Linked DNA regions of Mus musculus: region 2 is linked to region 1. A link is a loop called in an ENCODE intact Hi-C map of the cell type or tissue named here. Cell type or tissue: left cerebral cortex. All regions are shown on one strand. Each heading gives the region's core, and the rest is flanking DNA. Links, peaks and the distances in the headings are about the cores only. Region 1 overlaps Bckdhb (branched chain ketoacid dehydrogenase E1, beta polypeptide). Region 2 holds the start of Gm26146 (a small nuclear RNA gene).

Region 1 (15,515 bases), core at 2,910-10,909:
AGCTGACTACAGAGGTTCAGAGGTCATTTACGACCCACTGTGAAATTTTCGAACATCCTTTAAAATCCTATGCACCCCCGAGTATTTATTATATCAGTGCTTGCGTGAGGGGCCCCAGGATCTGTTTCCAAAGCTCCTAGGGCAGCTATAGCATGCAGCCAAGTATGAGAGCTGCTTTTGAGCAGGGCTGCAGAACCCTGGGTAGAATTGTGGGGGTGAGGTAGGCAGGCTGGGGAACGCCTGGGTTCTGACAGGGTTGAGTCAGGGAGAGAGATGGCACCCATTGTTTGTGAAATGGTAATATGAAACATAATGTATTTGTGCAAATAAGGATATACTAATGAGTGTATGTGTGTGGGGGTGTACATGTACACCCCCACACACAGATTCACATGAATGCACACACACAGGCTCACATGTGCATGCACACATACATACACACAGAGAGAGAGGCTCACATGCACACACACATACACAAACACACACACACAGGCTCACATGCACACACACATACACAAATACACACAGGCTTGCATGCATGCACACACATAGGTTCACATGAACGCACACACACACAAGCTCCTATGTACACACACAAACACAAACACACACACACACACAGGCTCACATGAATGCACACACAGGCTCTCATGTACACACACATACACACACACACACAAATGCACACATGTCTGTGAGCCTGAGTACAGGTTTGCAAACATGTTTGAAGTGTGCAGAGGATCCTGGGTAACTTTGGTACTTTTTCTTTGCCTATTCTTCAGTTTTCACTTTTCCCTCCATTCCCACCCCAGTGATATACTATTCTTTCCCTTTCTCATTCAGTTAGATTTTAAAAAAATAGCATCTACAATGGCCTTTAGAGTTTATTATCCCTCTCCGTATCTGTCCTCTACCCTGCCGTCCCATTTTCCACTTGGATTGCACTATTCTAATCAACCCCCTTTCCCTTTATCATATTTATTTCCTCTTTCTTGGAAGAGTCTCTACCCTCCCACCCCCCACCACACACACACTGTGTTCCCTTGCTAACTACCTAATGTCTATGGATATTCTTAGTGAAACACACATATCTAAAGCTTAAAAGCTAACAGCCACACAAAGAAAATATGCAAAGTTTGTCTTTCTGGATCTGGGTTACCTCACTCAGGACAATTGTTTCTCACTCCGCCCATTTATCTGAAAATTTCATAATTTTATTTTTCTTAACAGCTGAATAATATTCCATTGTATAAACATACCACATTTTTATTCCTTATGTATCATTTGATGGATATCTAAGCTATTCCCAGTTTCTGGCTATAAAATAGTGATGAACATGTGTGGGCAAGAATCTCTGTAGTAAGATATAGAGTCCTCTGGGTATATGCCCAAGAGTGCTATAGCTGTGTCCTGTGGTGGCTTGACTTTGCAGCTATCTCAGGACCACCACACTCATTTCCGTCATGGCCCATACCAGTTTGCACCTCCACCATCGATGAATATGTGTTCCCCTTTCCCACTTCCTCCACAGCATGCACTATTATTTCTTTTATTGATCTTGGCCATTCTGCTTGGGATAAGAAGAAATCTCACAGTAGTCTTAATTTCCATTTCCCTGATGGCTCAGGTTGACTTTTTCTCTGTCATTTGTATTTCATTGTTTTGAGAACTCTCAGGTTAGGTCTAGATCTCATTTTTAAATTGTATTTTTTTTATTCTCAGTTGGATTTGGGGGGAGGGGCAGTTCTTTGCGTATTCTCATTCTTAGCGCTAGTCCTCTGTTGATGTATGATTGGTGAAGATGCTTTCCCACTCTATCGGCCACTGCTTGGCTGGAATGATGTCCCCTTCTGTACAGAAGCCTGGCCACATGGCTTTATCAGTTCTGAGCCAGAGTTCTAGATTCATCATGATTTGACCATGAAGGACCTGAGCCAGTGCTGAAGGGTGAAAATGCTGATGCTAAGTCACCTCAGACCCACCCTTGGGTTGGGGGAAGTTTCAGCTTCCTTCAGAATCCCCGGGGAGTGGGGTGATTATGGTTTCTCTGTGGCCAACCAGCACTGCCCATTACATTACAGTAATGCACATCCAATATAAAGAGTTATTGGTACTTTTTAACAAGGGGAAGTTTTGAAGAACATACAGGGGAAAAAAAAACTGTGTTTGTTAGTATTAATCAGAGGCATTTCGAATGTTTTTTTTAAATCTAACATGCATACCAAATTTGACTTTACTGTATCAGAGATAGCACTGGGTGCTATGTCTTAAGAATCCATCTTGTGAACTTCATTGCTTTACAAGGTCCCAATTGCTGCAGCACCTGGCACCTTTGCTGACAGACATATCTATTGTCTGCTGCCAATTTATAGGAGAATGAAGTTCCTATATAGAAAAACTTTTTTAAAAAAATGATGTCTTGTTATTGTTTTTTATGTATGTGGGTGTTTTGCCTGACTGTATGTCTGTGCACCATTTGCATGCGTGGTGCCCATGTAGGCCAGAAGAGCACATCAGATTCTCTAGAATTGGAGTTAAAGACAGTTGTGAGCCACTCGGTTAGTATTGGGAATTGAACCTGGGGCATCTGGAGAACAGTCAAATGTTTTTAACCACAGAACCATCTCTACATCCCTAAATAGAGTCTATAAGCTCTTTATCTCAATTGAGAAAGTCTATGAAGAATTTGAAAGGCTGGCACGAACGTTGGTGTACATATTATTTGTGTAAACAAAACTTTTCATTTCTCTGGGATAATTGCCCAAGAGTTGGACTGCAGAGTCATGGGAAGTGGATATTTAGTTGTATAAGAAAGTGCTGAAATGTATGTTTGCAAATGTTTCCATTCATACTCTCCCCTCCCCCCTCTGTCTCTACACACACACACACACACACACACACACACACACACACACACAACCAGTTATACATCCACACATACTAATGTCTCACTGAGTAGAGAGCATCTTTTCATGTGACTATTGGTCATCCGTATTTTCTCTGCTCCTAACATTTTTTTTCCACTTTCCAATTGTTTTTATGTTTTTTTTTTCTTGTTTTTCAGCTAGGTTCCGAGAGTTTTGTAACGTAAGAACTTTGTTAGATTTGTGGCTTATAAATGTTTGCCTCTATGTGTTCTGTGCCTGCTTTTTGCTTTTTGCTAACATCTTACACCTCCCAGAGACTCTCACCTACCCACAAAAGGGGGGTTCTGCTTTAGGCCCCAGACATTATATTTTCCTTCCTTTAACTATGGAAGTTTTTATTAAACTTTATGGCCTTTTCTCATAAAGAGAGACTGCTTTCTCCACCGTCTCTGTACTTTCTATACAGTCTCCCCAGGGTGTGCCTTCCCCCTCCCGTTTAGTTATGGCACTAAGATTATTTTCCCAGTACACTCCTTTTTATTTGCATTGTGATCTGGGCGCGATAGAGACTTTACTCTCTAGTCATTCGTATTTCCTGCCCTCCTCCTTCCCTCCCTTCCTCCACCACTTTAATGTTGAAACCTTGAAAATCTGAATATAAGGTTTTGCCAGGAATTCAGGGCTGGAGTGCTTTCTGTTTCGCTCCCGCGAAACTTTCCTTACCCGTATGGATGGGCTAAAGACTCTTACATCTCTGTTGTTCCCGCAGCCTGAGCCATGTGAAGCTAAGTGAGAATTCAGACTTCTCTGGCAAGGCATTATTTATTGCTGCATGCCTGCCGGCTGCCAGACCTTGGGCGCTGGTGTGCCTTCTGCTGATGAGACCCAGCGCTAATTCGTCTGAGGTGATGTTAGGGCATCTATGCTTTCCTTGCCCGCAGTGTGAATACCTTCGCCGTCCTGTTTGCCTTAGTGAGCCCACACTAGAGGGGACTGATTGGGTGAGGGAGAGCCATACCATTACTTACGTAGTTGCTTCCTGTTTCCCTATACAGTGATAGCCGTGCAGTCGAAGATGCTGTGATGGTTGTCAGCCTTCTGCACAAAGAAGCATATTTTCGCAACATGAATGGAAAGCTATTTGTAAATTACTTAAATGGCCTCAGAAATCTGTGCATAGCCAGAGACCAAATAAGATAATTTCCAAACACCAGAATTTTCATAAATCAGAATTTGTAAATGCTGAAGAAAACAAGCATGACCTAGTGACTTGGTGTAACTGGGCACATAGAAAATGTTCTGCTTCAGGCTTGCCTTCATTTTTTGATTACTTCATAATTTCCTTGAATTTTTTAGGTAGCAAGCAAGCTGAGGAGCTCAGTTCACAGTTTGCTACATTGTAGCCGGCCTTGGCAGCTGGAAGGCTGAGGGGATCCACGAGAGAGAATGGATTTCCTCTGGCCACTCAGTAAAGCACTCGAATGTCAGTGTGTATGCATGGTCGAACCTTACTTCTTCCACAAGAACAGCAGGCGGCATTAAACATATGATCTCTGTGTGCGTTGCTAGGTTACTTGGTTTTGAGTCTTTTTCTTTATAATAGATAATCATTAAAAACTCAGCACCGAGCGAGAGAACATTGAGAAAGGAAAGCAGTAGTATGAATAAATGGGAGAGTAACATTGTCATTAGGACACTGGCTACGGTAGTAAATATATACATATATATATATATATATATATATATATATATATATATATCTTCCTGGTAGAGAAAGGATATTCGATTGCTAGCCAAGAAACGAGTCCACTTAGCTGCAGACCATAGAGTAGTATTTTTAATTGTAAGCTCCTCACTTTAGTTTTCTCGACTTTCTCAAGTAGACATTTTGGGGTTTCATTCTTATATTTCTAACCAAATGGAGCAATTGCCCCCAAATTACAAATGCATGCGATCTGTTCATTTCCACTGTGCCCCCTCACTTCCTCTTGTCATCGCTGTTGCCGTTTGAATTATCAGCAGGCCCATGATTCATCTCTGATGATACCTTTAGATTCCTCACGCAGGAGCCTTGAGAACAGCGTACAGCTCTATAGCCACTCGAATGGATTGTGTAAGATATAGATGTGTAAAATATGAAAACCACTTGTAGCTGTCTTCTGGTTGTGGCTGATCTGGTGGCCATCTGGTTGTCCCCCTTTTCCTTCTGCACCCCTCCTTTGGAATTTCCTTCCTTTTCCATGCTCCTTAGATGTTCCTGTACATACAGGGAGGGACACAGAGGGATCTTACAGTGCAGGCTTGTTGAATATGAGTAATAATAATTGAAAAAAAATAGATGTATTCTTTTTAAAAAAAATCAATATCAAGTTACTGGACGGTGTCTTGGAGAAGGGCATTTATGCTGAATTTGGAAGGTGCACCATGTGACCATAGCAGGATAGAGGAAAGCAAGAAACAAAATTAGATCAAAAGGGCTTTTAAGAAAGCAACGATATGGTCCCTTTCTCTTCCCCTTCCCTTTCATTTCCCCTTGCTCCCTTCCCCCATATCTTCCCCCTCCCCTCCTCTTTCCCTTTCTTTCCCTATTCGAATTCCCTTCCTCTTCCTCTTCTTCTTTCCTTCCCTTCCTTTTCTCTTTCCTTACTTTCTTTGGAAGGTATGTGTTTGTACATCTGTTCTTGGCTTGGGGAAACTAGGAAAGTTACTCAGGAGGCAGGGTTGCTGTTGCAACAGTGCAGCATCTATTCCATGAAGGAGAGGGTGTTTAGGCATTACTAAGGAGTGAAAATATCCCAGGCCTACTTTCTAAATTGTGTGTGTGTGTGTGTGTGTGTGTGTGTGTGTGTGGTAACTAAGCCCTTTAATGTCTCAAGGTGAGGCAGTTCTGGTTAATCTGAGTGTCACTAATACAAAGGGCTTGTGAGACGGAGTATGATATTCTGCACTGTTAGTTAGTTTTGCACACTTCAACTGAGCCAGCACCTAGACAACAACTGATAGCCAAGCCAGTAAAGACAAAACCAAACAAAAACCAAACACAACCTAAGCACAGATATTTAACTCACAATTCTGTATTATACCTCAGATCAAGAATGAGATGGCTCGAAATGACAACATATAGTTCAAATAACTATTGAAATATGTTCCCCTTTTGAGAAACTCCAAGAGCTGTGAGGAACATATGGTGTCTCCTCTGACCAGCTTCAGGCCTGACACACCCTTTGCTCTCTACTGGCCATTTTCCTCAGCCCGGGCCTACATGCTTAGCTACTCCTTATGTAACATCTTAAATAACTGAAGTCACAACTTTTGCTTTGTTTAGACACTGTAGCACCATGGCTAATCTCAGTATTTTTGCATTCATTAACAAAGCTATATTCTATGGTGGTGATTCAACCAGTGAACATGTTGTTTGCTTTGCACAAAACCAGGTAGATTTTGTCCCTAAAACTAGGTCATATTGTTACCACTACAGAAGGACAAGCATGTTTCTAGATCACTGGTTCTTTCGTATCTTGGGGAAGGGTGGTTGCCATGGTGATCTCACAATCTCTGGAGGGAATTCGATCCTGTCCTTAAACAACCCAAAACCCACTGAGCTGGAGCGCCCCTCTGCAAAGGGTTTCCTTCTGCAGAAATTACTCGCATTACTGAAATAAAGTTTAATTTCTGCAGTGCTGGTTTGTCATAGCTTTGGTTAGTATTCTTAAGAACTGCAATTAAAAGCAATTAGTTTGGGTTGATGACTTTCTGTGATTTTTTAAGAATGAGGTTAGCGAATGTACTCTCAAATGCACAGAATTCTCTGTGCTCTTACTCACATGAGCTGTTGAACTTAAGCAAAGCAGTCTAGCAAGAAGCATTTCAGTGTTTGAGGTTTGGGGTTTTCCAGACCTTCAGTGTGTGTTTCTCAAGATCAGGGAACCCTCCTGTCTGTCCAAGGCCACTAGTGAAGCAGAGGACAGGCACTAATGTACAGAGTATTCTATAGCTGTGCTATATGTGCACAGTCGGTAGTTCTGAACCAGCAATTGTGTGGCGGGCAGATTGATGTGCGAACACCGCATTTACCACACCGGGACTGCACATTTGCTCTGCAGCTGTGTTTAACGGTTATCAGTTTGGCGTGCAGCGTGATTATTTTGGAGGGAGAACACACACTTCAGACCCCTTTTGGCAGTGCCGAAGTAACTGAAGTACCTGCTGCTGAGATGAATCATATGAGCTTAATTAGATTTGCTACGTAATTAGCCTTGGAGGGAGCCTAGGGAACATCCTTGCGGGTTGGTGATTCGTTATGTCAAAAGTAAGCTTGCTCCTTTTGGAGGCTGGGAATCGAAAATGATGAGATTTGGATGCATTGGAAACTCTGATTCATATATGCACACGTGTGTACATATATGCACTTAGGCATGTGTGCACATATCTATGTATGTGCAGACACAGAGAGAGACAGAGACAGAAGCAGACATGTGTGCTTTTAAAAGTGAAACTTTTCCAGGAGTGGCTGGAATGTCTGCCCCAGACAGCTAGGATTTGTTTGCTCCGTGCAGCTCTGTCTGTACATGGCAAGGACCACTTGCTGGGACTTACATACATGTTCAGCTCGCTTCCTACTGCTAAGGGGAGCCCACAGCTCCTTAAGAAGGACCCAGTGTCAGCTGCGGGGGCCTTTCGCATCAGCATGGACTGGGGTTGGTGTCTATGCTCTGAGACAGGGACCCTGTGCTACACTTTAGTTTACACTGAATTTGAGATTGTAATTTCAGTGTCTTGCTCTATTGCCTGTTGTTTTGATTGTTTAAAAAAAAAAGATGACTTAATTTAATTCTCAAAAACCATTAATTTAAATACTTTAGAGATATTATTCTCTAGTGGTAGAGTCCTAAAAAAAAAAAAAGTCAGTCAAGTGTGGAGAACAACTATAAAACATTTACTGTGAGGAGGTTAAGTTCTATTCCCCAATTTAAGGCAAAGCCAGGCTAAGACTTGCAAACTATGCATATTTAAAGTATTTTGCCAGCCTTTCAAAAAGTTGTAATATTTTAACCAAAAAACTTAGATAAATTCATCTGGACTATCTCATAAATAAAAAAAAAATAAATAAATGAAAGGGGGCCGGTTTCCTTTTCTTCTGAAGTGCTTTGTGATTTGAAACTCACTATAGAAACCATCCAACTTACGTCGATGGCTGCGAGCTGGAGACAAGTGTGATCTCACAGTCACGTACTTCCCACCAAAGCAAGCTGCTCAGAGTTAACTTAAAACAAATCCCTCCCGTGCACACCATGCACATCGCTTCAGAAAGCATCTTTAAAAAAAAGAAAATCGTCGAGTCTGCACACCCACTTGCTGTGATTCTGATTAAAGAAGGCTGCCCAGTCCCCACTGTCTGAGCCTTCTTCCTCAGTACAGACTCCAGTCCTGCTGCTGCTTGTGAGAGTTAAAAAGGACAAAATCTCAGTTCGCCTTGAAAGAAACAAATGGCTCCTGTTGCCAGGTGCAGCAGTAGCACTAACTACAGAATCGCCTTGGTCCAAGCAAAGAGCCTTTGAGTACGAGAGACTCTAGTCTTTCATGATGCACCTGCGTCAAGTGAAACCTCCCCCCTCCCCAGGTTTAGGTGGACAGCAATGTGTGTGTACCTGTGTGAGGATGGAGCCATCCCAGACTCACTGTCTCACTTGTCACCACCACAGAGATGTTAAAAGGATCAAGGCAGATCATATAGATAGTTAATGCTAGTGCATTATCAAAAAGGAGTATCTGTTTAGTTACTGTCTAGGCTAGGTTAGTACTTATCAGCTTCTGTGTATACATGCTCCTTCCTGGAACTCATAGGCAAATGGGCAGCTTCATTTTTCTCCCCTCTGTCTTTCTCCATGTTGTTTTTCTGGCTATTCCTTGCATGTGTTGAGTATATGGGAAATTGAGGCCATTTATGCCTTGACATAATGAGTGGTATGTGGATCCCCGTGGCCTCTGGCTGGGGGTGGGGGTGGGGATGGTTCGGTACTTCCTACTTTAGCCACAGATCTTCATTGGAGGTACAGATTTAATATATGGAAACCAGTCCCTAGCAAGTAGGATTTAAAAGAATAAAATGGTGGTAAAGAAACGTTCTGATCCATCTAAACAAACACATGAATATTACCTTTTATATCACTACTGTTTGTTGGCTCACCTCAGGCTCCCTGCTAAGGGTGCCTTCCGTCAGACCTTTCTACACTTAACTATATAAGTATTAGGAGCCAGATGTCAGCCGCCAGCCACCCCTCTGATAAGTCTGTGGTTTTTATCCTCTTTGTTGGACGTTTATCTGCACTGAGCAGGCTGTACAGCTGTGCTAAGGCTGCGTGCAGAGCCGAAATGGTCTTATCAGCACCTATTTTCTCAATTACAGAAAAAGCCATGGATTTGAGCCATCCCCTGACTCCTGAAACACTAGCAGGAAAATGTTTGCAAATTCGTAGGCATTCCACGTGAAATGCGTTTTTGTAAGAAATAACCAATTTTAAGGGCAGAAACATCACTAGAGAAAAAATTTACTTTGGATTCTGCGTCTTATTTGAGTTAGATACTAACAGTCACTGCAACAACTAGATTTGTTTTCACGAACAGGCTACACATAGCCCGATACAGAAGTCCTGTGCATCTGATAAGGGTTTTTACCTGCCCCTTGCAGCCTCTGTCACACATCCCTAACACAGACTTCATCTATTTAGTGACTAAACTTTATGAGTAGCAGCAGACAACAGCATCACATTTCTGACCAGATATCTGCCAAATGATTGATGCCAACATGTAACATTTATTTCTGCCAGGCTTTATGGTTAAAATTGACGTCATCTATCTAGTGGTCAGAGTCAAACTATTGCAGAACAACTCGGCCTAATGTAGTCACTAAAATCAAGCTTGAAAGGTTATGTTGCTATGGCACCCAGAATTAACTTGTTAGAAAAGTGTTTCATTTCATAAAACATTGACATTGTCTGTTGGCATCATGCATATATTGTAAAGTGGTCACTCTCCCCTTTTCCTTGTGTGTGTGTGTGTGTGTGTGTGTGTGTGTGTGTGTGTGTGTGTTTAGCCAACTGTTTTAACATTTTTAAACATAAACAACAACACATAAATTTAACATCAACACATAGATTTAGCATGTTTAAAGAGAAGGAAAATATTTATTTATAAACCATGATAGCTTTTCAATACTGATTTTTGAAATAACAAATATTTTAGCCACCTTTTTAAAAATCCAGTTTCTTGGTTTTGTTTTTGTTTTTTATTAGAAAGACGGGGCAGTTCTAGAGGACCCCATCTGTTCTTTTTAGTTTCGGTTTATGGTTAGGTTTGAAACTTAAGAACAGGTTACAAAAGTCGGAGAGTGCCGACTGCTCACTAACTCAGCAGGTCAAAGCCGAAACAGTGCATCTCCCTGAGAGGAGACAAAGGTCGCCTTAGCTGGGATGATGCCTGACATCCGACATTTGAACATCTGGTGGTGGTAGACTGCGACCCCAAGAAATTTATGGAAAAATGTGCAGAAACACGGCTTTTTGCAATCACCTGAAGTTACTTTTCAGGAGGATTTTAATTTGTCGGTGACAAGCACACAGGAAATCCTACCTTATCGAGAACAGAGCTGTTTGCTCCCGAGGGGACCCCCGAGCTGTTGCCGGCTTATGTTTATCATTATGTGTCCACATCTTAAGGAAATTTCTCCTTCCCGTGCCGCTGCTGCCTCGGTCCGTGCTCTTTTCTATAGGAAGAATTTGAACTGTAAAATTTGAGAAGCTTTGGCGTCTGTGGAAATTTGAGATCCTTGCCTTCCCCCCACTTTCCTGCATATAACATATTTAAACAAAAGCATTGCGTCCCAGTGCGTTCTACATGTCAAATTGCACATACTTTATCTCTAAGGAGTCTCAACCTCGGACTGCAAAATTATGAAGCCCAAAAGCCCCTTCAGAGTCCAGTTGTCATCAGTAAATGCGCTGCAGGGAGATTTAATGAGGAAATTAATTTTAAGTCATTTTTTTCTTACTCTACCATTTATTGAAAATGGTGGGCATCGTAGCTCATAGTTCACGAATACGGGGACAAGCCTGAAGTAGGACAAAAATCTTTGCTGGTTTTACCTGGGAAACCAAAGAGGTATTGATGTAGTGCTAGGTTTTATGTTTCTGATGCCTAATTTAGAATTCATGAAAATTAAAATCAACTAATATTTTTAAATTTATGGGTCCTTAGATCATCACAGTATAGTGCCATGTTTTTAAAAATATATATGTTATAAATGAACAAATGAGTTATCCTTATTTTCTTTTCATCAGCTGTTATGATAAAATAGCAAAATTTAGAAAACTAGCTTAGGAAAACAGGAATCTAATATCTAACTTATAATAATTTTGGGTTAGTAGGAGGCACTGATTCAATACTAAATTTTGGTTTTAAAATTTGTGCTACTTCATTTTCTACAGGCAATATGTCAAGAGTTGTTGAGATTTTCATATCAAGATGTTAATATTGTGGCATGTTGTGACTCTGAACCATGAAATTTTTTTCTTTTTTCTCTTTCCTTCCTTCTTTCTTTCTTTCCTTCTTTTTTTCTTTCTTTCCTTCTCTCTTGCTTTCTTCCTTCCTTTCTTTCTTTCTATGTTTTTCTTTTTTTCTTTTTTTTGCCTATTTAATATCATCTCCAACTGGGTGTTAGGTAGCTTGGCTGTATCCAGGGAAACCCAGGAATACCGGAAATGGTGTTTGTTTCCAACTTCAGAAAATAACTCTATTTTAAAAATAGAGTTGGAATTTAAGTAAATATGTATATGCTCAGAGTTTGAATAAAAAAAAAAAAAACCTCCACTAATTGGGGATTCAGTTCATTCTTTAAGTAGCTCAAAGAAATGTTAAAAATTTTCGTATCAACTTGCCAGGGGTTTGCATCAAGGATAAAACATGGAGTCTCAACAGCAGACGCTGAAGATGTGTCTGAGAAGTTGTATAATAGAGACCTCACATTTGAATTTAGTTAAGACTGTGATTTTACATTTTGAAATTTGCTGAGAAAGTTTGGCTTAAGAATAATAATTTTCAGCTTTTTTTATAAATCTCGGTAAAATTATATCATTCATATACTGCCCTGTTTAGTTATATTGGTGTTAGTTGTCTGCATCCCATGTGTGTAGTATTGAGACAATGAAGTAGACATGTAGGTTTGGAGGGTATCCTGTTGTTGACTTAGGGGCTTGGGTGGGAACTCTGACTACTGAAGGATGATTTACATATCTAATCCCATGGAAAACTGGCACATAATAATATACATGCAGTCCAAGCTCTGTTTTAAAAGCGTGCTACATAGTGTTTAAAGCATTAGCTTAAGTGAACATAACTGCATACATTGGTGAAGTTGTATTTATTTAGTTCGGTAATTTGCAGTTGCTGGCACATGACCCTCTGCAGGTCTCCATGACTCATGTGCTGAGAAAGTGTGATTCAAGATATCCGAGTCACTCTTTCTCATTTGCAGAAACTCATGTTTTGACTGTGGGCAAGTTTTCATGGCAGATTTAAAACAAATATTCTGTGATAACATTTGGAAGCAGGGTGATGTCTAACCTTACATAAGTGGGATTAATATAAAGTTCATGGACTTTCAAGCTATCTGCTCCATGTCATTTTGGAAAACTAGTTTAGTCTTTCTTGTATTTTTAGTATTTAACTCTTGTGCTTCCAGTTATGATCTCTGAACAACTAGCTCTATATAGAAGGAAATCTGTTGTTTTGCTTATCAGTAAATTAATGACAACTAAATTATATTAGGATATAAGTATAAATGCCAGGACACGAACAAATCGCATCACGCTGTTTCAGAATATATTCCCCTTGAAATAGATGGTAACTCATGCATCTGTCTGCCTTATTCACTGCTCCTGAATCCGTCTTCATATATGATACAATCTACAGTCCAAATCGTTACAGTGGCATAGGTACCATGGAAGGGCTGTCTGTACTGGACTGTTTTGTTAGCAAAGCCAATTAGAATGAAATCTGTCTTTCACCTTGGAATTAGGTTGTGGACTTTCCTCCTTGTTAGAACACAAAAGCCTGATTTATTAGTTCTTATAATGGAAACTTGTCTATTTGACTTACAAGCTCTTCCTATTGTTTCTGTTTTTGGGTACCATTTTGTACCCAAAAAGATTAGTTAATAATTAATTGTTTAGCATTTTTTTTCTAGTCAGCACCAGCATGCCAGGAATAAAAAAGCATAGGAAAGACTTATGGCTTTCTACTCGAACTTTGAACTTGACCTCACAGCTTTTCAGCTCATGGTGGCATGAATGAAGTCTTGCACAGTGAGCTGCATCCAAATTTCTGTCACTAGAAAAACTGACTACACATTATTCTCGAATTCCTCTTAGAAAGAAACATGAGCCGGGATGTTCTTGAAGTAAAGAATAAAACAAACAAACAAACAAACAGACAAACCCCAAATGGTTGTTTTAAAGGCATACCTAATGGTATTGTGTGGTCTTCTTGAACAGTTTTCCAAGCATACCACCCTGGTGGCATCCTCTAACCTGGGGGACTCTGCTCATGATCGTCTGTGTGTTGAAACGTCACTTTTCCTTGAGCTCACCATGTGGGAAAGATATTCTTTTGATATGCTAGATATTTTAACCATTTCTTGAGGTCTTGATTTACCTGTCTCCCTGTATTTTCGTCTGTCAGTAGCTCCAGGGCCTAGCCCAGGACCTGTGCTCCCCACCAGGGGGCAACACCAGACTCTGACTTGCCTTCTGGACTGAGTGCAGCCTGCTCAGTGGTCCTGCATTGCCTCCTCCATCCTCCTTCATGGAGCGGCTAATGTATGTGGGGTGATTTCTTATGTGTTTTAAGGCTTTGTAAGGAGCTGCTGGGCTGCGTACTATTACAGATGCCGTAACTCAGGTTTGACAGTTTGCATAGCTGAATCTTTCTTTAATGAGTTGGCCTGCTGTTTCAGATACCTGCTTTGCTGTAGATAAGTGACTCCTTTAACTTTTAAAATCTCCAGAGAAAAACAAAGACCCTGTGATTTTTTAAACATTCTGACGTGTCAGGCATGAGAACCAGTAACTTACCGTATGTTGCTATGTGTCTACAGAGGTAACTAGACAAACGCTAAGGCACGGTAGAAAACGACATAATTGAAATCACGATTTCAATCTAAGGGACACATGCAATTGAAGTTACATCTAGTGAAACAGAGACTTAAATGCAGGATAGCTAAAGTCTCAGTGATATTTCATTTATCTTTAACTGTAAGGGGTCCGATTCCATGCATTTATAATTATTTTTCTTTTCACTGCATAAAGAAAAAAAATCTCTGTCTCTTCTGATCTCACGGCCTTTGCTTTCCAAAAGCATAACAAGGAAATTGAAGTGAATTTTATATTATAAAAATCAGGCAGATGAAGCTGTATTTTGCCTGCACCCGTGGTTTTAGTGATTTGGAATTATTATATTCTGCCTGCCTCCCTTGCTGGCCATGGTGCACAGAGCAGTCAGATGGCTACTACTGGACAACTGGAACTGTGCTTGCACAGATCTCATAGCATAGCTCGGAGGCTCCAGGTCCCGGGATATCTATCTCTGCCCTTGTGTGTTACCTTCATGCACAGTCTGCTCTCATCTTCGTTCACGTGTTACATGGCCTCTTCACTTCTTAGGATGTGGAAGAGGTTTCCAGGCCTGCTCCTAACCCCCTGCACTGCTCAGTGCTCTTTTATAAAACTGTGATAACCGAGGCTGCCTTCCATGTCATCTTTTATATAAACATTCCTAATTCACTTTTTCTCTTAATTACTATTGCTGTTCTCAATGTTAATACATAATGGAGCTGCAGGGTAGCTCAGAGGGTGAAGGCACTTGCCATACAAACCAGATGACTTTTTGAGTTCAACTCCCAGAACCCATGATGGGTGGAGACAGCTCACTCCCAAAAGTTGTTTTCAGACCTCTTAGGTGCACTCTGTGGCCTGAGAACACCCCTCCTCCCCTGCCTTTCTCTTCCCCACTCCCTACCATACCGTACACTTCTAATAGAAATTTAAAAGTAGTAAGTCTGAGTGTGAGGAAGACACTGAGACCACAGGGACACTTGGATCCTCCTTGCCCGCGCACATCAGTTTTTGACCTCAGACAATTGTCACAGACTGTCTCTTCACTCATGAAATGAAATAAAAATGAGATAAAACACATAACTCATTGAGCACAGAACCTAGCTCTATGTGAGTATTATTGACATGTTTAGGGGGGCACCTCACAGTTGCAAAAGCACCTTCAGAAGCAAATGCACGTGTATTTTGGAGTTTCACAAGGGCTTTCTGGAGGGACTGTGACTTACCATGTCTGCAGCTGTCACTGTAAGGACATCAGGCTTCATGTTCATCCTTTCCTCTGGCCCCAAGTGTCTGGAGGAAAGCCTCTCTTGACTCCTGTGCGGATTGTTTATTGAACCCAGTGATGCTGTGGTCACGCTGAATCACATTGGAGCTGGGTGCAGCCAGTCCACGCACCCAACTCTCCGTGGAGAAGGACACTGGCTAGACTCTTCACTAGACACTACATAAAACCTTCTATACAGCTCTGTAGGCTAGACCA
Region 2 (15,515 bases), core at 3,223-11,222, 83 kb after region 1:
AACCTGGTTTGTACCTGAGAATGTCTCCCTTGAAAAACAAAGCTCCGTCTTAGGTACTTTTCTGTTGCCATGCTAATATACCACGATCATAGCAACAGAATCATCAGAATACTTTGGAATTACAAAGAAAACTCTGCAGCTCAATTATAGCTCCCTCAATCCTTGCAGTATCTCATAGGCTGGTGTAGATATTTAGTGGACTAGTCACCAGTGAGCTACAACTGGGATTTTTCTAGAGGAGCATTTGTTTAATGATTTTACATTTGTATATGATAAGGAATATAGCTAGGATCCCTTTTAACTCTCTCTTCTGTCTTGACTGTAAGCATTCACCTGAGCCATCCATCCTTAGTCCCTTAAATTAAAAGATGAAGACGAAAAGACAATACATTGGGCTAAATGTGTTTGCCATTGCAGGACTGGAGTTTGGTTCCAGGAACCCAAGTAAAAGCTTGGTGGGTGTGTGATCATAACACATACGAGACGGAGAGGATCGTCCTGCCCACTTGCTCCATCAGCCTAGGCAAGACAGTAAACTGTGCATTTAGGGAGAGAGCCTACCTCAGTATATTAAGACAGAAAGCAACCAAGGAAGACACTCCATGTCAACCTAAGGTCTCCATGTACATACATATGTATCTCTCAGAACATATGCATATACATACTCACACCCCACAAACATACATGCTAAAGAAATGTGAAAAACAAATCTACGAAGACTATAGAGTGAAAGCTGAAAGGAACTTTTTACTCATATGATCATTGAGTGATTAACAATAAAACCTGCTGTGCTGGGGATGGTAGTGGTTAACTTGGCACAAACCTAGATATATTCAGGAAGCAAGGAAACGTAATTGAGAAAATGCCTCTAGCTGATTGGCCTGAAGACAAGTCTGTAGGGCATTTTCTTGATTAATGATGGATGGAGGAGGGCCCAGCTGACTGTGAGAAATGCTACCCTGGGCAAGTGGTTCGGGATGAGTAAGAGAGCAGGCTGAACAAGTCATAAGAAACAAACCAGTAAGCAGCACTCTTCCATAGCTTCTGCTTCAGTCCCCACTTCCAGGTTCCTGCTTTATCATCATCCAAGGAAGCTCGGGGTGTGAATAATATACATTCACATAGGGATGTGAGGTTGTTGCAAACACCTGAACAAAGAGGTAGGATTTATGTTATACAGCTGAATTGAGGAGGAGAATTAGCTAATATCAGTCTCTGTAGAGGAATAGTTTTTAGGCCATAAATATATCAAGGGAAAGAGGTAGAAACCTATGGTTGATTTTTTTTTCTTTTTGCACACAGTATCTGTACATTGGCCAGAGAAAGATTTTGTCATCCCTCTGCATCTCACCCCAAGGGTAGGGCTTTGCTACTTTACCGAGTCTGAAGTTATGATCCTTGGCATGGAGGGCTTATGTCAACAACACACATTCACTCAGAACTTCACGTGCCCAGGGCTTCCTGTGTTCCCATACTATACATTAGCTCCACCATCATGGACTCTAACCCTCTGAAACCATAAGCCCAATTAAATGCTTCCTTTTGTAAGGGTTTTTGTTGTTGTTGTTCATGGAAAAGCAACTAAGATATTTACCTGGCAGGGTACGTGCCATGATCACGAATGTGGTTTTCTCAGGTGATGATCATTCTTTGCATGCCAGATATGTCGAACCCTGGGATTTCTTTAAATTCAGGGAACTCGACTGCATAATTTGTGATAGTGGGGGGTGGGGTTGAATGAGTTTGAGCTCTCCTCTAGCCCTGTCCCCACCAAAAAAGAAAGCAAGCAAAAAGAAATAAGAAGGAAAGAGAAAAAGGAAACCAACTAAAAGAGATGTATTGTATCGTAAGAAACACACGGAGCCATTTAGACAGACCAACTTATGCTACAGGATCAAAGCCACTTAATGTCTCAGTGGTTAGCACACGGGTGCGTTTCCTCTCCTGGGGTGATACTGGTGTGGTTAAGCCGAGGAAGAGGGTGGCTCTGCTTCTCATCTCTGTCCAGTGCTTCTAGCCAGGGAAACACCGGATTTACTGTGGTGGGATGTAGCAAAGGAGAGACAGGAAAGCATGTGTCTACTCTGAACATCCCTGCCTAGATTGTGAAGGATGATTCTCATGTTTGATGGGCAAAGGTATTCATAAGGGCAACCCAAGGTGTGAGATAAAAACAAATGAGAGACAAACAATCTGACAAAAATTTTATGACATTGCATGTCTTGAAAAAATTAGAGAAATTTTGTGGACAATGTTTCTGAAGCCAACACCCTGTGGCTTCCTGAAGTCAGAGAACAGCCCAGCTGGACAGTCTGCTTGGTGCTGGGCAAGCAGCAAGGCTCTGGGGTCAAGGGACATCAGTTTGATCAGGTCCACACTGCCTGTCTTGCTTCCCACAAAGGAAGGCTCTGCTTGGAATTTTTTCTTTTCTATACTTGGTGCCCCATGATTCAACTTCTAGACCACCTTGAGTTCATATGGCCTGGATTCCTAAAAGAGTCTGCTTCACTCAGGCTACCAGAGCTACCTTCCCTTCACTCAGGCTACCTGATCTGCCTTCCCTTCCACTGTCTGGAAGGTAGTTTCAGGTAAAGAAATGAGTGCACAGGATGTCATAGAAGCAGCTTGGTGAGCAAAAAAAAGGAAAGACTGGCCCTGCAAGCACAGAGGAGAATTCAAGAAGCAGGGCCCTGGGAAGTCAGAGGCCCAGAGACAGTGAAGACTGGATGTGCACTCTCTGAAGAGCAAACCCTCCCTCCCACAAAGGATATTCCTGGGTCATTGTTCTCTCTAATTGCAATTAGTCACACTTCGTTTTATTTCTTTTTTTTCCTCTCCCCTCCTTGGTGGCCTAACAGAAGTGTGGGCCACACACCACTGAAGCATGATAACTCATTGATCTAGAAGGCACCATTACTCATATGTGTGATCAGATTTACTCTTGACTATGCTTTGTGTGTAATGAAGCTGTTGGAATTTTAGGCTTGAAGCATTTTTTTTTCCTGGTAAATGGGCTGAAGCTCAGCAGGTCTGGTAAATAACAGAAGTCAGACTACAGGCCTCATGACCTCTAATCTTCCACAGAGACCTGGATGGAGCTGAGAATTGTTTGCAAGTCTGGATGCAATAACTAACGTTCCAGATGGGATCTCAGGAGTTGAAGGCCCGGAGACCCTTGGAATATGTGTATAGATTTGTCTATAAGACCACACAGAATCAGTAGGCCCACCCTGCAGTTTCAGGCCAGGTCTTCCAATGTTGACTCAGACCATTCCATGCTTTTCAGGGATGGTTGCAATACATCTGCAGTTTCTCCTTTAACTTGTCCTGCTTTATCTGTGCTAGGTGTGTCCCTTTTCCTTGACTCTCCCTTATGATCTATGATCTGAGCTTTCCTTCCTTCTTCATACCTGCCTTTCAATTTTCACAAGTCATTTTGATTTTAGTTGTTCTGTAGGATTGGCCTGGGAGCCTCATAGTGTCATCTTCTCAGATGGGTCCTATTGGGAAGATCCTTGCCATCAGTCTGTCTGTCTGTCTGTCTGTCCATCCATTCATTTATCATCATCATCACCACCACCACCATCATCATAATAATTATCTATCTATCTATCTATCTATCTATCCATCCATCTACCTATCTATCTACCTACCTATCTACCTATCAATCTTCTATCATCTAATTTTTCACCCTTCTGTTCTTCTTTGCCTTTATTTCATTCACATACAATTATGTTGCTCTTAACTCTATGAACATACCTCATGTTCTCATCCTGTCATGACTAATGGCCTTTCTGAGTACTGTTGTATATGTGGGAGGTGGGAGGGGAAGTATATAGATACAAAAATATTTCTATGGATTTCAATTGTGAGCTAAGGTTATCCCATCTGCTGAAACAGATACAATTATTTCACATCCTTTGGGGATTTTGTGGTCACCCCCAAGAGTTCTAAAGTCTGGAAGTCTCACAACTTTATTATAATTATTCACTTCCATTGTCTTTTTTCCCCCTTTATTTGGTTCTCACATGTATTATCTCCTAAAGATGGCCTCACTTTCTTTCTTTTTTTAAAATTTATTTATTACACATAAGTACACTGTAGCTATCTTTAGACACACCAGAAGAGGGCATAAGATCTCATTATAGATGGTTGTGAGCCACCATGTGGTTGCTGGGATTTGAACTCAGGACCTCCAGAAGAGTAGGCAATGCTCTTAACTGCTGAGCCATCTCTCCAACCCGACAGCCTCACTTTCAATCAGTGTGACTGAGAAGGTGTTTATTTACTTCAATTTCTCTCATAATATTGTTAATTACTGAAGTCATCTGTAGTAGCAGATGAAAGTCATGCCTTAGCAACATCCAGACTCATTTTGTGAACACTGCTTATTCATTTCATGAGAATAATACAAAATATATTGGATTCATAGATATTTTCATGCATTCATATCAATATTTTTATTACATTTATGTTGTATTACCCTCCCTTATACTCTCATCTCTTTTTCTCTAATAATCACATTCTACTTTTATATTCTTTAAAAACAAATCTAAATTCTGCTTATGAAAGAGACATGTGGTAACTTTTCTGTATTTGGTTTATTTTGTTTAACATGATGACCTCTAATTCTATGTTTTCTTGCAAAAAGCCAACAAAACAAAGCATAATTTTAATCTTCTTTAGAGTTTCCTGCATTTCCTTTATTCATTCATCTATTGATGGGCAGCTGGGATAACCCCATAATTTAACTATTCGGAATAGTGATGAAATAAACATGGGAACACAGGCAGTTCTGCTGTGTGCTCACTTTTATTCCTTTGGGTGTACACACAGGAGTGGTAAAGCTGGATTGAATGCTTGTGTCTCAATTTCTTTGATGACCCTTTGTACTGATTTCCAGAGTGGCTACACTAACCTGCCTTGCCACCAACTGTGCATAAAGATCCTACATTCTCACTGGTATTTGTTGTTCTTTTCTTGATAATAGCTATTCTGTTGGGCTAAGATGGAACCTCAGTGTGCTTTCGATTTCTGTTTCTCTGATGACTAAAGATGTTGGACACCTTTTCATACGTTGTTGGTCATTTGCTCTTGTAAAATGTATTTAAGTCTTTTTGTACTATGTAATATAAAGAAGAGGTTGATCATATTTTTTCATTATCGTAGTTTCAATACCTTTAAACCAGGGACTTTCTCACTAGCTTACTTTTCTCCATGAGACTTGCCCTGATGCCAGTTCTGAGTGGACCCTTTCCATTTATGCATTTCTCTGAGTACTTACACATCTTGTAAGGTATTGAATTCAACATTTAGGTATTGAATTCCCTGGAGCTGGAGTTACAGGTGGCTGTGATCTGCTTGATATGGGTTCTGAGAACCAAACTTGAATCCTCTCAGTAATGAATCTTACCTATTGGATTGTCTCTGCAACCCTTATGAAGATTCTTAACTCATTCTTGTTAAGTTCTGGGAGATTTTTATGCTTTAAAAGCATGAAACCTGAAGTGTATATTCATTCATTTCTTGTCTGTGTTTAGAACAAAATGATTCTTCCTTGTGAAAACTACATATATCTTCACTCTTGGTCCACCTGCTTTCTTGTGGGGACAGGATGAGTTTATTAACTGTGGTGACAGACATACACTTTGCCATTTTAAGTCTATGTTTGCCATAAGAAATGACTTTGTTGTTTCATGCATTTCTCTGAGTACTTACACATCTTCTCCTTCTGATTTCCCCCCATTTTAAAAAGCACTTAACTATCCCTTTTCTTGACATCCCATTTCGATTATTTATGAGGTGTGTTGCCTTTCTTATCTAAAATAAGTCAGTCAATGTGGCAAATTAAAGAAAAGACCATCTATCCAGTGGTTCTCAACCTGTGGGTCATGACCTCTTTGAGGTTTGTATCTCAGATATTCTGTATCTCAGATATTTATATTATAACTCATAGTAGTAGCAATATTAAGTGTAAAAGTAATTATTAAGTAAGCAGGATGCTGGGTTTGGTATCCACCTCAATGCTTTATGTATCTGACTGAAAGGCACACACAGCCTTTATATTTTACTTTGCCCTAATCAACACAATAGCTGGGTCACTGCCTAACCTCCACTACTGACAGAATCTACCTCCCACTGATAATTCCGAGCTACAGATTTCTAAATTCTGTGTTCTATCTTGGCTGCTCTGGACCTAGAGGGCTGCCCAGCTGGGTCTAGCTCTAGGCCATGTTCTTCTAGCTCCTTCACATGGTTGCCCATGCATCTCTGACCTTAACTCTTCTCAGGCATGGTGTATTTCTTGTTCACATTTTCCCGGCATGGTGGATCGTCTTCTCCCTTTTTCCTCTCCTGGTCTCGGTCTCAACTCTTTCAATCCTAAAGTCCTGCTTCTCTCTGCCCTGCCCAGCCATTGGCTGCCAACATCTTTATTTACCAATCAGAATTAAGGGGGGGGGGATCCATCAGTGTCTTATGTGTGCAAATCTCTTGAGCAAACAATCTTGGGGGTCCCAATTAACTTTAGAAAAAAAGCAACATTAGGCCAAACCCCACTACATAACAGTTATAAAACAACATAAAAAATAATTTTATGGTTAGGGGTCACTGCAGCATGGGGAACTGTATTAAAGGGTCACAGCATTAGGAAGGTTGAGAGCCACTGGTCTATACTGTATAGCACAGATGCTATGTACTTATTCATTGGAAGAACAACTTGCTATTTGTTTTTCCAAATAGTAATTTTTCACTTTATTATCACGAGGTTGTATGCAATTTAAAAACAATATATTTTGCACAAAGCAGATATTTGTCTTTTTTTTCCTTCTGTAAATTGCTTACTCTGCAAAAATGTGAGGACCTGAGTTCAATCCAGAAAACCAATGTGAAAAGCCAGATGGGGTAGCATGTGTTTGCACTCACAGGATTGGTGAGGCAGAGACAGGTGGATCCCTAGGTTTTTCTGGATAGTCAAGTTAGGCTGCTGTATGAGTCCCAAGCTCCAGAAAAGGACAATGTCTCAAAAAGACAAGGTAGACAGTTCCTGATGGTTAACACTAGAGGCTAGCCTCTGGATCTACATACATAAATAAAAATAAATAAGATAAGGATTCTTATTGAATTATTATCTGTGAAGCTTCTTCAAGATTTATTTTTATTTGTGTGTATGTGTTTGTGTGAGCATATACCATATGTATGTGAGTTTCCATGGAGACTGGAGGTGGGTATTGAATTCCCTGGAGCTGGAGTTACAGGTGGCAGAGATCTGCTTGATGTGGGTTCTGGGAACCAAACTTGAATCCTCTCAGTAATCATCCTTACCTATTGGATTGTCTCTGCAACCCTTATGAAGATTCTTACCTCATTCTTGATAAATTCTAGGAGACTTTTATGCTTTTTTTTAATTTTTATGCTTTAAAAGTATGAAATCTGAAGTGTATATTCATTCATTTCTTGTCTGTGTTTAGAACAAAATGATTCTTCCTTGTGAAAACTACATACATCTTCAGTCATGGTCCACCTGCTTTCTTGTGGGGACAGGATGAGTTTGTTAACTGTGGTGACAGACATACACTTTGCCATTTTGAGTCTATGTTTGCCATAATAAATGACTTTGTTGTTCCTGGAGGAAGACTCAATTGGGCTTATTTATCACATGTTGATTTATGGACCTAACTATTCATACAGAAAACCTATTTCTCACACTCCACCTTGAATTTAATAGTCACTAAAGAAGAAGTATGTAGATGAATCTTGTGGCATGTTAAGCCACATGAGAAAGTGGGCCACTATGCAAGCCAAGCTGAGATGTTATTTGAATGAGAATATGGAAGAACGTGTTCTTGGTGTGGACTTGGAACATCTGAGTGGGGCCTTTAATGGTCATCCACCAATGTGGAACTGCAGACTTTTACAATTTGGAGGCCACACCTAGAACCTTAGAACCATGAGAACATAGTCCATGGATACCAGCTATACCACTCATCAGTATAGCTGGGTGCAGGATTTACTTCCTATGCAAATCCTAACCCTGCTCTGAGCTGGGGCTCTGGCACACTGTGCAGGCAAAACTGGCACCCTCTCGCCTATGTCTGTGGAGTGACTCACCGAGTATTCAGAGCACACTTCCCCTTCTCTGTCTGCCAGCTATAGCTACTGGCTCACTCTCTCTTTGGAATGACTTGGCTAATGCAGTCACTTAAACCGATGTTTAATTGTGTAGCGTTCTGCAGAGGACTATAAAATGCTAGTTATCATTGGCTGAAGGCTGGGACCTGTCACAGTTGCCAGGACAACTAAACATTGCTACCTGCCCTGTCTCCTTCTCCTATTTGTGGCTCATTTCTGAATCTACAGACTCCGAAGACATACAAGTGCCAGTGCATAGGGACTCAAAGGCCAATGCCTTCCCTTTCATCTTTGTCTTAAGATGAAAGACAAAGGTCTTGTCCACCTTGAAATGTGGGCATTTCCTTTCCATCTCTGCTGTTCCTTAGCACTTACAATTTCTGAGTAGTTTAGAAGGCAGTGTATTTAGCTTGAATATGGATGGGTATTGATTTTAGGTAAGTTGATTTCCTTTCCTGATGAGAAACAATCTTTTTAAAGAGCAAAGATACATTCTTCACCTTCTTTCTTGTTTTCCCCCAAAGCAAGCATAGGTTTAGTTATTGGCACCTGGCAGGGCTTGCTGAAAGAATGAATGGAGCATGCTCCCATGGAAAAGCCAACTGTGTTGAAGGAAGCACTGATTTGCCAGTCATGTTAATTTGTTCCACACACTTTCACAACATCAAAGGAAGCGTCTCTTATTCTTGGATGAGATGGATGCATAATAAGTCCGTCTGCGGTAACCTCATTTCACATCATGGGCTGAGCAAATAGCCAGAATGAAGTTTTGAAGAAAGAGCACTCATGGGCAGCTGGCCTTGAACAGAAGCTCGGTATCTTATGTAAATTTTTGTATGCTTGTGCATATCATAATTTGACAGTAACTATTTAGTGGACAGAAAAGGATCAATATCCTTGTACAGACAGCAGCGTAACATTGTGCCTAGTAGTGTGGCTACATTATTTAGTCCCTTTAAACCTTAGATATTTCATACATCAATCATTTATAATAGAAAGTCCACTTAGGAGTTTTGCTACAAATAAACAGGCTCATATGTAGTAATTAATAAATAGCATCTACCATTATTGATAGTGTTTGATTAAATGTGGACACTGAAAGTGGGAAAATGATTCATACCCATGTGTTCATTTGTTCCAGTGTCCAGAATTCCTAAGTATTTCATTAGGTGAACAAAGCAGAAAAACCACTAAACTCCCATGAAAAACAAAACTAAGCTAAAAATGTGTGTCTTGGTGTTGTAGTAGTTTGAAGAGACACCATGACCACAGAAAGTTACAAAAGAAAGCATTTAACTGGGGCTTGCTGACAGGTTCCGAGGTTCAGTCCATTGTCATTGTGATGGGGATCATGGTGGTATACAGGCAGGCATAGGGCTGGAGAAGAGCAGAGAGTCCTAGTTTTGATCCACAGATAGGAGGAAGAGAGAGACAGAGAGACACACACTGGGCCCGACTTAGACTTCTGAAGCTTCAGAGGCTATCCCCAGTGATGGACTACCACCAACAAGGCCACATCTCTTAATCCTGTTTATGTCATTGCCTGATGACTAAATATTTAAATATATGAGCCTGTGGGGGACCATTTCTATTCAAACAGCCACAATTTGTGTCACTAATCATTGGGGAAATGCAAGTAAAAAATTATACTCTGTTGTGATCTCAAACTTCTCAGGATAAATATAATAAAAAGAGGGAAAAATGGGGTGTCGGGGGTTTGAGTAAAGGGGAATGACAGATTGTTCAGCTGTTATGGAAGACAGCACAAAAGTTCTTCAAAAAAGTAAAAGCCAGATTTTCGAACGATCAAGGCAGTCTTCAACTGAAAGGGTTTCCAAGAGATATAAACACTCATGTTCTTTTCAGAACTATTTCACTGTAGCCATGGTGTGAATACACAGAGAACGTCTAACGTCTACCAGTTACCAATGGGGGGGAAGTGTGAGACAGATAAGCTATGGTATTATTCAGACATAAAAAGAGATTCTTAAATTTGCAGCAGAAAAGATGGACCCTGAAAAGACTGTGCCAGTCATGGAGACACTAATACTTCATCTTTTCACCTGGGTGAATCTAACAGTCTAGTTAATAGATTCAGAGCCTGAAATTGTGTCTGCAACAGGCTAGGGAGAAGAACGCTTTCCTATTCAATGGGTAATGCAGCTCCAGTGGGGCAAGGCAAGCCTTGAGATCCTGTGCAGCAGTTGCTTGCCAGAAATGCTGTGTGCTTGAGAACAAGGTAAGAGGGCAGACATCAAATGGATACTCTTATTGCAATGATAACTTTAGGCACTGTAAACGAAATAAATTCAACTGTACATACATAATTTATGGGCTGTTTGGATCACTGATGATGCTTTTGTGGAAAGCTTGGCAACATGAGGGTTTTGTGGAGACAGAATTATGGCGTTACATTCATTTCCAAATGTGTGACTAGCATCCTCACTGTTTTTGCAAAGGTCGAATTGCAGGCTTATGCAACTGCAAGGAATTCCGTGATGAGTTGAATGACTCCAATTAGTTGTGACAACTTGGATCTGTAAGACATTTCCTATGCCATCCCAAATAGATAAAGATCATCTACTGTCAGTAGAACTTGAATGTAAGATGAAAAAAATTGGCAGGAGACACATTTTCCTGTGTGTTCTCATGGTTTTTGAGGGTAGTTTCATCCTGAATTAGGAGGAGATAATGGCTTACATTAATAGCTTCTGTGTGTGAAAACTTGAGAACTACACTTCTTTCTTGTCTGTTGTATACAGTAAGTGCCAAGATACAAAAAGAAAAAAAAAACCTTTGAACTTTCTGGAAAAACCATGTTTTATTTTACTGATGTAGTTATCACAAATATTGAATTTGCCTCTGTATCAAAGAGCACATATTTTAGCTAATCATAAAATTGTACGTGCATCTTTTAAAAGTAAACGTGGCAAAGAGTTTTTTTTAATTAAAATGTATACATAAATGCTAATAAAATTATTAATGTAGAAGTTCTTGCCTTAATCATAGTTCCCAGGGAACAGTGCTTGAACTTCACTGTGAGGACACAGCAAGAGAGGTTTCTGGAATACCTCACCCTAAACAGTAGATGAATTTATTATATCGCTGAGTGAAAAACACCCAAGGATTGGCTTACTCTTTGACAGAGAAGGAAAATGAAAATATCTCAAGCTCCTTTTTCAAAAAAGTACACTTTTCAGGTTTATCTTCAAAACATTACTGTCAAAGATACTTGAAGCTGTATGACCTGACAATTTGTCTCCATTGTGAATAACAAGTTGCCCAGTGTGTTCACTGCTAATGTGGAAAACTGACAAGCTGGGAGCCCAGAGTCTGCTGAGATGGTACTTTTGGAATGGAACTTGTCATCTTGGCCGGACAGAATGCCGAATCAAATGGACACTTCTTAGACCTTATCTCCCTTGACTGCCCTGCAGCATTTGACATCATGGATTGAACTCTCCTCGGTGAAACTCTTGGCTTCTGAGATTTTTTTTTCCTCTCTTGGGTAAATTTTTTACCCTGACTTTTGAGAACTCTGGTTTCCTGATGGATCACTTAATTGTTGGTCTCTGCATTTTGTCATGAGCTTGTTACAGTGCACACATAGACCTTGGTAATTCTACCCAATTATGACATCAACTACCATAAATGAGGTGAAGAATCAATGACATCTCTATTTTTCAAGGTCAAAAAAACCTATATTCACAACCTTTTACTAGATTTAAATTTTTAAAATTTTCTTCTCATATACCAAATTAATATGCAAAATGAAATAGTTATTTTCTGCTCTGCCTCTCCTCATCTTCTTATACCAATGAAAGGCACACCTAACTGCTTAATGTGAAACCTTAGGTCTCCTTCATGGTTCACTTGTGTCCGTTGTTCCCTACAAATAATTTTTAAGCCTTCACATTCTAGTCATTTGTCCTGTTTATACATCACTGCCCATGCTCATTGTCACTGTCATAGTTCAGGTACCTATTTATATTAGTGACTTTTGAATCGCTGGGAAAAAAAATCTGATGGCAGACTTAAAGGAGGGAGGACTTATTTGGAGTAAGTGTTGTGGAGTGTAAGTTTTCAGTCCATGTTCACTTGGCTTCAGGTACTTGGTCTGTACAGTGTTAGCAGAAACTTGTTGTGGGAGAGAGTTCTTCACTTCCTAGTTGACCAGGAAGCAAAGAGGGAGAGGAAGCAGACAGGGATAATGTAACTCTGTACTAGATACTTCTTTCTTTGCTGTGACAAAATACTAGACAAGAGCAGCGTAACGATGGCGGGGTTTTATTTTGGCTTACGGTTTGAGGCAGGCAAGCATGGCATGCCAATCAAAAATAACTAACCATCACAGACTCTGAAAGACCAGCCTCAGCCACCTGCTTCCTCTAGCTATGCCCCACTACCCAAAGCTCACCATATCCTAAAGTAAAACATCCTAAAACCCGTATCACAGATTAAAGCCATAACATCATATCATGTCTCATATTTTTCTTTGTTTCTTGTTTTTTGTTTATTTGTTGGTTTAATCATTGCGCCAAACTTCTAAGAGTTTCTTTTTTTTTTTCTGGCTCCTTCCATGTTCTAATGTTTTATGAAATACACAGCCAATCATTCATTTCACCTGATTAAGATTCTTTGAAAGTTTACTATCATCTTTATAAAGTTCAAACATGTGGTCACAGACTAATCCACTCTGATTCCTTTGTACTGCTTTTAGTCTCTGTAGCTTCAGATCTTGCCCTGTTTCTTATGCTCTACCCTACAAGTTGTACAAAATGCTTAGTTTCTGAACTGGCTCTTCCCTTATTTTTCCCTTGTGGAATTGCAAGTATTTCTCCTTCTTTTTAATCTGCCTATTTTCTCCCATCCTTGCAGCTGAAAGGACATTTCATTTGAAAACCTTTTCCTCATCTTCTAAGATCTGACTCACACCCCATTTTTACCAGAATAATACCTGACACATTTATAGTTCACAGGATGTGTATAAAAATAGTTATTCTTCTATAACCCACCAAGAGCTATTTAAGGATGGGAACTATGTATTTTCAACATCCTGTTCCTAGTATCTTCTTCAGCGTTTGGTACATGGTTGGCACTCAATAAATCAATATTAGAATGAGCTATTTTGCTGGCTAATTAAAAACTTGAAGGGAAGTCAAAGATCTAGTTTTAGTTTGGAGCCACTAAGAGCCAGATGAGACTAGTCAGCTCTCTATAGATGAAATGCCCTTGACTCTCTCCTATCACACTCATGGCTGGAGTTGGTGGGTAGTAGATAATTAACCAGAGATGCTTGAAAACCTGTGTCCCAAAGTCCACAGCTGGTGTTCCAAGAGTCTTCTCTATGTACTTCTAAAGTGTAATGGAGAATTTCTCACTATTCTCGGAGACCTTATGTGCCCATGGTATTTGAAGCCCTGGAAGTGCTTAATTCCACATTCAAGGCTTTGGGGGAAGCATATGGAATCCAGAGTGCTGGGCCCAATGCTTCTCATGTGTGGGACTCAAATTGAGGTTGTCAGTGGCTACAGATTGCCAAGAGGACTTGATCATTCCATAAAGTCTCTTCTGCCACACGAACCCTGGGATGATTCGTCTGTAGTTCTGCCAGGAGCCTGTGAAGACTGTGAAGTGATAGTAGCTCCTCACTGAAACCATCTCAGGGCTCCATCCTGCAGCCACTGCATGAGAAATAAGATGTGTTGACAGCCTTGGAGCTGAACTTTCTGAATTCTACAAGACTCTTAAGCAGGCTAGGAGGGACAGCCACCTACACCTTCTTTTAAAAGAAAGGATGATTGAATGAGGATCAGCCAATCATATATTTTCACAAATTAGATTTATCTGTAAGCTTTAAATATGTACAAACATTTTTCAGTAATCTGGTATGAATTATGGTTTGGTCATTAAATAGTCATTTTTGTCTCATCCTCATGTGCAAAGTAAAAGGAGCCTCATTTGCTGCATTATTTTTCTCATTGGAAAATATTGAATTTTGAGGGGATACAAGTTTTTCCAGTAAAATTGAAAAATTGCTCAGAATTGAAAGGCTATTCCATCTGAGCCCAAGCTGTGCTGAAGTTTGACAGCATCTTTTCCTTTGGCAACGAAAAGGATGTGTGATTTTTATGACTTGGTAAACCTCAAACAGACATATTGTCCTCAGAATGCAGATATGGATGAAGCCAAGAGATGAACAGAGCGTCATCTCAAAATAAAAAGGACAAGCAGAATGTAAAGGACATGAATGGCCAAGTTCAACCAAAAGCCTTGAGAACTGCTTTGGTGTCTCCTACCCTGATTGTATTTGAACAATCTGAACGTTACCGAATCATTCCAAACCCCTCGATGCTTGCCCCGTGCTCTCACCTATAAATAGCAGTGAGAGTGTGGTTTGGCATTTCCCAAGGCTTAAAGAATAACTGTTACCTGGAAATTATATACCACAGCTCTGAGCATGGATCATCTTATTTAATTTTCCAACTTTCTTACAGAACAGTATCATTTTCTTCTCTTTATACATGGAATGATGAAACTCAGATAAAATGATATGTGCAAAAGTAAGTCATTAGCCAGCTTTGGTCTCCTTCTAACTACCATTGTCTATGCTTAGGATATCTTTCTGGTACTCCCTTAGGCTTCTTTTATCTATCTATCTATCTATCTATCTATCTATCTATCTATCTATCTATCTATCTATCTATCTATCTATCTTTTTTTGAGACAGGGTTTCTCTGTTTTCCCCTGGCTGTCCTGGAACTCACTCTATAGACCAGGCAGGCCTCGAACTCAGAAATCTGCCTGCCTCTGCCTCCCAAGTGCTGGGATTAAAGGCTTGTGCCACCTTTGTCTGACTCCCTTTGGCTTCTTTATAGACAATTCTTGTCCCGTTTCCCCCCCCCCCCCACTACTTTATTTAGTCAACTTCTATGCTTTCAAATCTCACCCTCTTGTGAGGCTGTCCCTGTTTTTTTAATTGATAGTTCAGTTAGGTGCCCTCCCACATTCTGGGAGTATGCCTCTATCAGGCACATATGAATGTATCTCTCTGTAATCTGGCTCATCATCTAGACCATTAGCCCAGGGTCACAGCTATAGCTGTGTCTGCTTCACATGTTCAGGGACTCCACAGAATTTGCTAAATAAAAAAAGTAACAAATCAGTACCCGCCTTAGGATAAGGATGCTTGCTGTCTTGTAAAAAGAAAAAAATGCAGCATCCCATAGCAATTATTCTCCCAGTCATGCTGAGTGGAAGGTACTCCAGGATAAGTGGCAGGAGACCACTAGCTCTTGCTCTCAGGTTGCCTTCATACTACTCTGCTAACATAGTATCTGAAGAATTGCATCTCAGGATATCCATTATCGACTTTATACTTGCAT

What was found. A loop is a pair of places that touch in the nucleus more often than their neighbours do. Peaks named below come from ENCODE experiments on the same cell type or tissue, not always from the same donor. Only the 100,000 strongest peaks of a DNase experiment are listed, where the experiment ranks them.
Region 2: a loop joins it to region 1, with 2.8 times the contacts of the local background. A loop is called at or near these places in 3 of 42 quality-filtered maps.

What each region holds. Positions count from the first base shown.
Region 1 is chr9:84,103,856-84,119,370 of GRCm38, forward strand. All of the region lies in intron 9 of Bckdhb (branched chain ketoacid dehydrogenase E1, beta polypeptide), which reads left to right. Among named protein-coding and RNA genes, the nearest start is that of Gm26146, 77 kb to the right of the region's middle. In left cerebral cortex, for the core only: no CTCF peak of the experiment used is centred there; DNase peaks (open chromatin) are centred at 3,790, 4,329, 6,177, 6,372 and 2 more places; H3K4me3 peaks cover 1,264 bases; H3K27ac peaks cover 3,842 bases.
Region 2 is chr9:84,186,769-84,202,283 of GRCm38, forward strand. It overlaps Gm26146 (a small nuclear RNA gene), which reads left to right and starts at 1,587; the gene lies at 1,587-1,758. In left cerebral cortex, for the core only: no CTCF peak of the experiment used is centred there; DNase peaks (open chromatin) are centred at 8,108, 8,765, 10,338 and 10,507; H3K27ac peaks cover 402 bases.